Regions from separate parts of the Homo sapiens genome. Here region 2 is linked to region 1. The links are chromatin contacts, found by Hi-C or POLR2A ChIA-PET in ENCODE. All regions are on one chromosome and are shown on one strand. Each heading gives the region's core, a stretch centred on a gene start or an enhancer-like site at or near the end of the contact. The rest is flanking DNA. Distances are from core to core; before and after follow the strand shown.

What was found. Hi-C counts contacts between places; a loop is a spot of excess contacts on that map. ChIA-PET counts read pairs that join two places held with the same protein, here RNA polymerase II (POLR2A). Pooled maps may share reads with other maps.
Region 2: a map of endothelial cell of umbilical vein shows a loop between it and region 1 (2.7-fold over the local background). The contact joins the enhancer-like site here to the promoter of CDIN1 in region 1. A Hi-C loop is called at or near these places in 1 of 168 maps with a recorded cell type or tissue (endothelial cell of umbilical vein), 4 of 37 single-sample maps with no recorded cell type and 8 of 50 pooled maps. POLR2A ChIA-PET finds 5 or more read pairs at or near these places in 1 of 52 experiments (WTC11).

The regions. Positions count from the first base shown.
Region 1 is chr15:36,576,438-36,581,235 of GRCh38, forward strand. It overlaps CDIN1 (CDAN1 interacting nuclease 1), which reads left to right and starts at 3,189. Exons shown (of 11, transcript NM_001321759.2): 1 at 3,189-3,524. The coding sequence starts at 3,424. RefSeq lists an enhancer at 3,308-3,427.
Region 2 is chr15:36,882,261-36,886,647 of GRCh38, forward strand. It overlaps LOC145845 (a long non-coding RNA gene), which reads right to left and starts at 4,273. Exons shown (of 7, transcript NR_024264.1): 1 at 4,161-4,273; 2 at 70-272. Within about 2 kb of position 1,556, at least 3 of the 41 ENCODE cell types and tissues checked have a DNase peak (open chromatin) inside an H3K27ac peak, as active enhancers do.

The sequences.
Region 1 (4,798 bases), core at 1,939-4,438:
CAGGCAGCCTGTTCTTTGGGTTTTTAGTTTGGTGTTTTCATTTCGTGATTCTACTCCATTTAGTGGGGAAATGGTATTGCTGGCTGACTAAGAAACAGTGTGGAACTTCAGGAATGGAGAGGCAGCTCTAGAAGAAGTAACAGCAATAGATGAGGGGCATGGGATATGACGAGAGATGGGAGCAAGCTGGAGGAGGCTAAGGGAGGGAGAAAAGATGCCTCAGAGGAATAATCAGCTTATTCTAGCCATTTCACATTACAAGAAAAAAAAACCTAAACAACAACAACTAGAAATTTTTGCTTTGCTTCTATTTTGTGCCTAATAAACAACACCACTGTCACTGCCAATGAAAACAGCAACATAACTGTGGTTTTTTCCCAGCACTAATTCTAAACCATCTACTGGATTTGGGTCAAAATTATAAACTGCCAACATGTTAAAAATAAAAACAGAAAAACAAACCTGGCATTTTTCTGAAGGGTTGTGATGGTGAATGCAGGACAAGAGCCAGAGAGAAGAGCTGCTATAAAAATAACTGGTGTAACACACCAGGGCCTACTGGGGGGTTGGGGGTGAGGGGAGGGAACTTAGAGGACGAGTCAATAGGTGCAGCATACCACCATGGCACATGCATACCTATGTAACAAACCTGCACGTTCTGTATATGTATCCCGTTTTGTTTTTGTTTTTGTTTTAGAAGAAAAAAAAAAAACTGGTGCAAACATCCTTGAACTGCTGTTTTCTATAAAAATCTGATGGCTGTGAAGGAAAGAGTAAAGTTGGGAAGGGGAAAGGAATGAGGATCAAGTGGTGTCTGCTTATCGTCAGCTAGCTTTCATGTAAAAGTCATGGCAGGGTCAGCAACAAACTAGCCAGGTGGCAACTCCAGGCCACGCTGCCATAAATAAATAGTTATGTACTAATGTCACACAATCAGAGCTAGATGCAAAGCATATGGGAAGAAAACATTCTGATGTCAATATTCAGGAAAAACTATGGTTGTTAAATTCAGGATCCACTGTTGGTATTGGATTTTGAGATGCCTCAGAAAATTAAAAGTAGTGAAGTTTTTAAAAACCAAGGCTAAAAGATTCTTTGAAATGTACAATATTCCCTTTAAAAAAAAATCCTTAACCTTTGGCTTAAGACAGTGTGACTATTTGATGTAGTAATTAAGCATTACTGAAAGTTGGCAAGAGCACTGACTCTGGAACCAAATTTCAGGAGTTTAAATCTTACTACTGCTACTTATCCTCATGACCTCTAGAAGTTCCTTAACCTTTTCATGTCTTAGTTTTTTCACTCTGTACAAAAGGGAAGAGGAGGATAACAGCAATAGTACCTGCCTGGCAGGAAGTTATGAGGATTAAGCGAGTCTGTGCATGGGGAGCCTGTAAAACAATACCTAGTAAACGCCCTGTCCATTTTTATCAAGTAGTCTTACTTAGCCTATTTATTTATGGCCAAAACCGCAGTTGCTCTTGCACCAACCTAATATTTCACATAGACTATCCTCTAGACACCACGCTATATAATCTTTTATTTGTACCAGCCTGTTAATCTTAAAAACAGCCCATGCCCGGGCGAAGTGGCTAATGCCTGTAATCCCAGTACTTTGGGAGGTAGAGGCTGGAGCATCACTTCCGGTCAGGAGTTTGAGACTAGCCTGGTCAATAAAGCGAGACTTCATCTCTAGAGAAAAATTTTAAAATTAGCCAGGTGTAGTGGCATGTGCCTGTAGTCCCAACTACTCGGGAGGCTGAGGTGGGAAGATCGCTGGAGCCCAGGAGTTCGAGGGTGCAGTGAGCCACGATGGAGCCACTGCACTCCAGCCTGGGCGACAGAGTAAGACTCCATCTCTACATCAAACATACACAAATAAAACACCTCCATGAATTAAATCAGTTTTACAGACAAAAGAAATGAGGCTTCGATGGATTAAGGAATTTATTCAAGGAGGTATATCTAAAACTTCCAACCCAGGCATTATTCCAGATGAAAAATTTTAAACCACTTACAGGTTCTCTAAAGTCTAAGCACCTTTGCTTTAGTTTGCTTAAATTGTTGAAATCAGAAGAGAAACACAACACATGACCTTCTAAGAACCAAACAGATTTTAGAAAAGAGATTAAATGAGGGACTGATATCCCAACAAATTGCTTTAGGAGAACTGAGATCCATTCACAATACATATAGAAAATAAAAAAAGATTGGCTCATTACTCCAAACATTTATTGAGCGCCTACTATTTTCTGAGAACTGGGGTTACAATAAGATGCGATTTTAGACCTTGAGCAGCTAACTGCAAGGAGTGAAAGTGACTTTTTTTTTTTTTTTTGAGACGGAGTCTCGCTGTCGCCCAGGCTGGAGTGCAGTGGCGCGATCTTGGCTCACTGCAAGCTCTGCCTCTCGGGTTCACGCCATTCTCCTGCCTCAGCCTCCTGAGTAGCTGGGACTACAGGCGCCCGCCACCACGCCCGGCTAATTTTTTGTATTTTTAGTAGAGACGGGGTTTCACCGTGTTAGCCAGGATGGTCTCGATCTCCTGACCTCGTGATCCGCCCGCCTCGGCCTCCGAAAGTGCTGGGATTACAGGCGTCAGCCACCGCGCCCGGCCAAAAGTGACATTCTTTACTGCCGGCTGTTTGATGACGTCGGATTTGTTTCAAGTCTGTTTCTCAACAAGGACAAAACTGCCTTCCACGCGATGTACAGAAGTTGTAGGGCTTCCTCAACACAAGCCAAATTATGTTTACAGCGACCCTAGTGAGTTTTCCTGCTCGGACCATGACAGACTTGGTAGAGTGAAGACATGGTTTCTCGGCAGGCCAGTCCACGCTCCGAGGAGCGCTCAAACTGGCGCGTTAGGAAGTGTATTCAAATCGCGCGCTCTGGCAGGGGCTTTCGGGGGCTCACGCTGAAGGATCGCGGGGCACTCGTGAGACCTGCCGCCTGGTCTGTGCGTCAGGCCGCCCTGGCTTCTAGTAATTGGGAGAGTACAAAGCATCCCTTGTTGACCCTTTGATCCTAGGTGGGCGATGCCCTGGATTCCTACCTGCCTACTGAAACTCTGGCGCGGCGCCTTTCCAAGGGCGGCCGCTACTTCCTGGTTGGTTTGCCCTTAACTGACATGGCGGCTAGTTGCCTTCGGCGCACCACTGCGGCTGCTCAGTAAGCCAAGCTAGGGCACTCTGGTGTACAGCCAGTCCCCGCCGCGGAGGTGCCGGTGGAGCCTGGGACCGGGCGAGTCTCCGCCCCGCTTTTGCAGCTAGGGGTGTGTTTCAGGGGGGATTGGGGCAAGCCAAGCAGGCGAGGACCCGGGCCTGTGCCGCTTTGCCTACCCCTCATCCCTCGGCACCAAGGCTACTTGAGCCCCAGGGTGTTTTTTCCTTGTTCCCGCCACCTCCTGGTCCCTGGCCCAACATGATACTGACCAAAGCTCAGTACGACGAGATAGCCCAGTGCCTAGTGTCTGTGCCGCCTACCAGGCAGAGCCTGAGGAAGCTGAAGCAGAGGTTTCCCAGGTAAGTGTCCATCTCTCCCCTCTCACAGCCCTTTGCCTGCAGCAGCAGTGCCTGGGCCGCCCAGGCAGCGCTTAGGAACCACGTGTCACACATGAGTGGGGAGGAACACCAGTGTCAGGCGTTAGGAGGTCGAGGTTGGCGAAAAAAGGTTTATTCTTTCACTCGCCTTCCACACAAAACTCTTAACGGTGAGTTCATGGCAGCCTTCCAAGGCCTTGCAATTAAATTCAAGTCAACAGATATTTATGGAAAACGTGGTACGTGCTAGGTGATGGGTGAACATAGTAGGTGCTTCATAAATGACCAGAGGTTAATTGACAGATAGTAGGAATGAATGATGGGTGGGAATATGAATTGTAGATTCGAAAGGAGCAAATGGAGGACCCTTTTCAATTGGCCGTTGGAAACAAACAAGGGAGCATAGAGGTAAAGCGGCTTCATACTGTTTGACTGTGGCTTGTACTGTTAACTGTGGAATTAAGTGACCTCAAGGGTTCTCAATCCAATCAGAGAGCAGGGTACCCAGGGATTCCACTCTTGGGTCATTGGCCATTTGAACAACCAGATCTAAAGTTTCTCCATATATGTTATGCATACACACATTCCGGGTGTATTTCATACTTCCTCCCCCAAACACTTCTTTTTTCAGCGATTTTAGAATTATCCAACTTTCTAAGAAAGGACTTTGGGAATTATGTAGATTTCTCATTTTAATGAAGTGGAAACTGAGACCCCAACATTACATGAGGAACCAGTTGAGGACAACCAGGTCACTGTATTTATGTTGTGTTAAAAGCAGAGAATGTTTGTTTACTTTTTTCCTAATGAAAAACCAAATCCAAACCTGTACCATTTTGTTTTGTGGCACTGAGCATGGTTATTCCTAATGGAGAGCTTCCCCATCCTTGACGTATTCAGTCCCTGAACAAACACGACAGAAGTAATTTCTTGAGAAAAGAAAGGTAATTGGATAATAGGTATCAAAGTACAAATTGAAGCATAAGTTTAAGTTCTGTTATGACTTTGCTTTTTGAAGGACTTGGTTTTCCTAGTCTGTAAAATGAAGGAGTCTCTTTTCAATATTATCCAGATTTGATTTAGGGCAATATTTATCCCTTTATAGCCTTTAGTATTTTATCAGACTTGCTAAGAAGGAACAAAATTGACACATAATTTAATTTTCTGTCATTAACTCTTGCCAGTTCTGCACATGAACAGTGAAATGGGTGAAGACTGGTCAGCCAAGGGAATAGGTAGATTTTTCTGGGCAGTTT
Region 2 (4,387 bases), core at 306-2,805, 300 kb after region 1:
CCCAATGGACTTCCTCAAAACAGACCCCCCAAAATGATAACAGCTTGGAGTATCAATATTTAACTTTACCTCAATTGTCACACAATAGCCCCAGCAAATCTTCAAACACAATCAGACTGAGGCATCACTTCACTGGCCTGAAGACCGGGTTGTCTCCCACCTCTGCCTTGCCCTAGGAGCGCTGGTTCTAGGGAGTCACCGGGGTCCCTGTCCCCTCCCTGAGTGTCTCCAAAGATGGGAATGGGGGTTGGAGAAGGGGTGACACAGGGCTTCTGGGAAGAAGCGAAAGAGGAGAATGGATTTTTAAACCAGAAAGTCCTGCTACTCTGGCAAGAAATTAAAGTCCAGAGACACACCTTTCCCTTGCTGTCCTCCCTGCCCGTGTTCCTTCCCCCGCGCCTCATTTCTGAGCACTGTTTTAACAAAATCCCAAAATCCGGTACTTTGGAAAGCAAAACCAAAAACTCCCTCAGAAACAAAAGTCGTTCCGCGGTGTAGATTGACACTCGTTATGTGGGGGTCTGGTTGCGGTTGGAAGACTTATCCGAGTCAGGGCTGCATTGCCAGCGCCTTTCCCAAGAGTGGAGGTTGGCGGTGCAGGCGGTGCGGCTGCCAGCCTGAGATTGTTCCGGCTCTCGTTACCTGTGCGCCCTCGCGTTACATGGTGCTCATAAATCCCGCGGCAGATTAACTGGGAAACCAAGAAAATGCCTCTATGCACCGAACCGTTGAAAAAGAACCAAAATTCTCTCAAATAGTAGCAGTCTCACACCTTGCATTGGACGTGAAACACTATAGTAAGATCAAATGTCAAAGACATCGGTTATTTTGGTGCACTTCAGCTACCTTTTCCGTTTCCAGCAAAATTGAGAAGTACGACCCCAAAAAGAATAGACACACCCATGGAAAAGACGTGTGTGTGTGTGTGTGTGTGTGTGTGTGTGTGTGTGTGTGTGTAGCTATGGTGACAACTTTTAAACACTTTTTCTGCTTAAAAAAAAAGATTCGGACAGGGTCTGGTATTGCTTTGCGTTGCAGGAAAGGGTCATTCTGGACAAGGAACCGTCTGAATTCCGAAAGCTATCCCTCAAGACTTTTCTAAACAGTGCGAGTTTCCTGGGAGTTTAATTTTGTGAGGATGCAAAATATTGCTTTGTATTGGCCTCTTTCCCCATCAGATATCCATTTTTAAAACGTCTACAGCATCTATTAAAAACATTTCCTTGGACTCGGAATCTGCAGTTCTGCAGGAAAAACAAACTGTAGCGAAAACGCAGAGAATACAGAGATGTAGAAAAAGGAAAGGTGTCCTCTGCCAAGGCTTTTGATAGTTTATTCCCCAGAGGCCAAGCGAAGGTGGGGGGGTTCCTTCGCATTTTATTATTATTATTATTATCATTTATTCATTTAAATGTTCAGTCCTTGACAAGGTATTCCCCTGCCGCGGGGTTTTGCTGGAGAATGGACGTGGGGGCGGTGGAAGGAGTCAGTGAAAGGTGGGGTGCGCAGAAAAACAAGATTCGCTTCGCAGGGGGCTGACCCGCAGCGTTCTGCTCTAATTGCCAGCAGGGGGCGCTCTGATGTTAGCTCTGGACTAGACAGCAGAGCCACTCTGTGCTTGCAAGACAGGCTTGGCAGTTTCACGCAGCTGCAAAAGGAAAGGGAGGGGGGATTGTAGTTCCTAAATCCTCAACAGCTATTCCACTTGGGTTATTTACCCTCGGTTCGAAATGCTTCTACGTCTCACTTTACCTACCCATCCCGCTTATAGTGCATCCCGTTCCCCATCCACCTCTTTCTTTTCATCGGCATCTACGCACCACATGTATAATCTCTCTCTCTCTCGCCTTGAAATATACATTAATGCAACTTATTAAATGCGACGATGAATAGTCAACATTTTTTTCGCCTGTTGGTTCCGCTGATCCAAGCAGGATTTATTTGCAGATCTCACGTCCAGGAGCCATAATGCATGATTTTTTTTTTTCCTTAAATAAAATTGGTCAAATGTTGACAACCTTTGAGCCAATCTAACACTCAAGATTAGTGATGGGAAACTAATGAGAAAATATCAGATCGCCCAGCCTGAGGGCTGCCAATTAAATCTTCGCTGATTGAAAAATAAAAGCGGACTTGGGGTGTGAGCCCAGCTCAACTTCATCTATTAATTTAACATGTTACCGGGTTTATGCCTTCTCTTCTCTAAACAGCTTCCCGTAATACAGCTTTCTCCTCTTCATCCCTCAACCTAAAAGCCAAGTGTTATTTCTCAGAATATTTCAAGTGGTCCAAATCTGGATGATCATTTCTTACATGGTAAATATTAGGCCTTTAAGCAATATGATTTAACTAATTAGAAAATTTACATCATTAAGTCTCAGGGAGAGAAAAAAAAAGAGAAACAAATCTGCCAGTCATTTTAAAGGAGACAGGCACTATTGAAGTGTGAAGAAATCGGCTCTAATTCAAAAAGGCAATCGGGCAGAAAAAGCCCTCAACATTACCCTGCTAGTTATTAATCAGAAAGGGCTCTCTCCTCCCCACACCTCCTCCCTTCTAAGCACTGAGTTTAAGTTCGTTTTTTTGTCAGTGGCCCATGTCATATTTATATTGAGGTTTTGTCTGCTAAAGGATTAAAATTTGAAAATGTTTCAATAAGAGGCAAACAGAATCCTCAAAGCGAAAAATATCCACAGAATCACCTCTCTTCCAGACAAGTAAACTTGTAATAAACAATTCTCACGCCCCTCTTATTTTTTTTAATTCTTTCGTCTTTCTTCCCATTAAGTTCCTATTTTGAAACCTGCTTGGTGAGAACTAGATAAAGTCTTTGTGTTCTGCCCCCCTCCCCCTCCTTTCTTGCATCTCCTCCCTCCTCCAAAGCGAGAAACTTAGACTGAAAGCAGAAAAGTACAAATACATTAACAAAGCCCCACTCACTTGATAAAAAGGCCATGGTCTAGGCTTACATGTCAGGAATCTAAGGGAAGGGGGCTCCGTTGGTGGGTCTACAGACAGAAGGTGATGAACTAGAAATTTCCCCCACCTATGTGTACTATTCAATATAGTGTGTGGTTAGAGAAAAAGGAAGGCAGGTGGGTGAGAATTATTTTAAAGTGTATTGTGGTGTTGTGTGGCTTTTTCTTTCTTCTCCTCTTTTCTATTCAGCTTAAAACAGCAGCCTCATTATATCTAGGTGCCCCTTCCCATCATACTCTTACTTAAGCCCTTGGTACACCACACACATCGCCTTTTCCCTAGTCTTCTCATTCCCAGCAAATTAACAGAAGAAGGAACTGCAAAAGGAACTTTGTGAGTAGTTCCATTTGGAAACCCAGGCCCTTCCTGGCATCTCTGAGGATTTGTTCTTAAACGGATATTGGCCTCAAAAAATGTAATAGCAAGCCTTAGATATTCAATTTCCCTTCATTATTATTTCTTCTTAAATTATAAAGAGGTCCCAAAGGCTCATTTTTCTGCCTTGTCCTATTCTTCTCTAATTATGTTCCCTCCTGGCCTCATTTTCTTCTCCTCCTCTCTGCCTTACTTTCTTAAAGTTTCACTACCTTGCTTCCCATCAAGTCTCTGGGCCTTAGAATTCTCAAGTCTTTGGGCTTCTGCTGACCTTGAACAGCTCCCAGCATTAATTCAATGCCATATTCCTGGTTACCAGATTTCAACTTTGCAGGAGAGAGCAGTAGCAGACCTGGGCTATTAACACACCACAGTTAATTCTCTGCGGGAACTTTTACTAGGTGGGACTTGTGGAAGGAGAAAACGTCTGTAAACAGTGCATGCTCCTGAGGGTGGGGAATGATTTCTGATATAGAAGCCAGAACACATAAAATATGGCCATATTGGTGAAAGAGCCAGTTCCGAGTTAGCATTTGGTTAAATAAGGAGAGGGAAGAGAACAGGGGGACCCTGGGAAGAGTTTAGAATGCTCCCCAAATGCAGCTCCTTTTCTGACCATTAAAGAGCAGATGTGAGTCGAACGTGCTCCCCTTTGAGAAAGATTAGAGTAAAATGGACCCCTCCGTCACTTTCAGGAGGCAGGACACAGGGAGGTGAAAATATACAAGACAATGGCCTCTGGCGCTGGTGGGCTTCCTTGGCGGGCTCCCCACCTTTTGCCCCGTCCCTCTTACAACCCTTCTTACCTTTGTTGCTTCAATTTGATATGAAACCATGGGATGTTCCTGGGCTAGGTTCCTCGAGAGGAAAAAGACCACGAGAATCAACCCGTCTCCTGCATCTACTCCGAAGTCAAGAGCATTACAATACAATTTACAGCGCCTTTAACAACTCGCAAGTAAAGCATTAAAATTCGCTTTAATTGAGAAAATATTGATTTTTAAGTCTAGAAAAAGCGAAATCGTAATTTAGC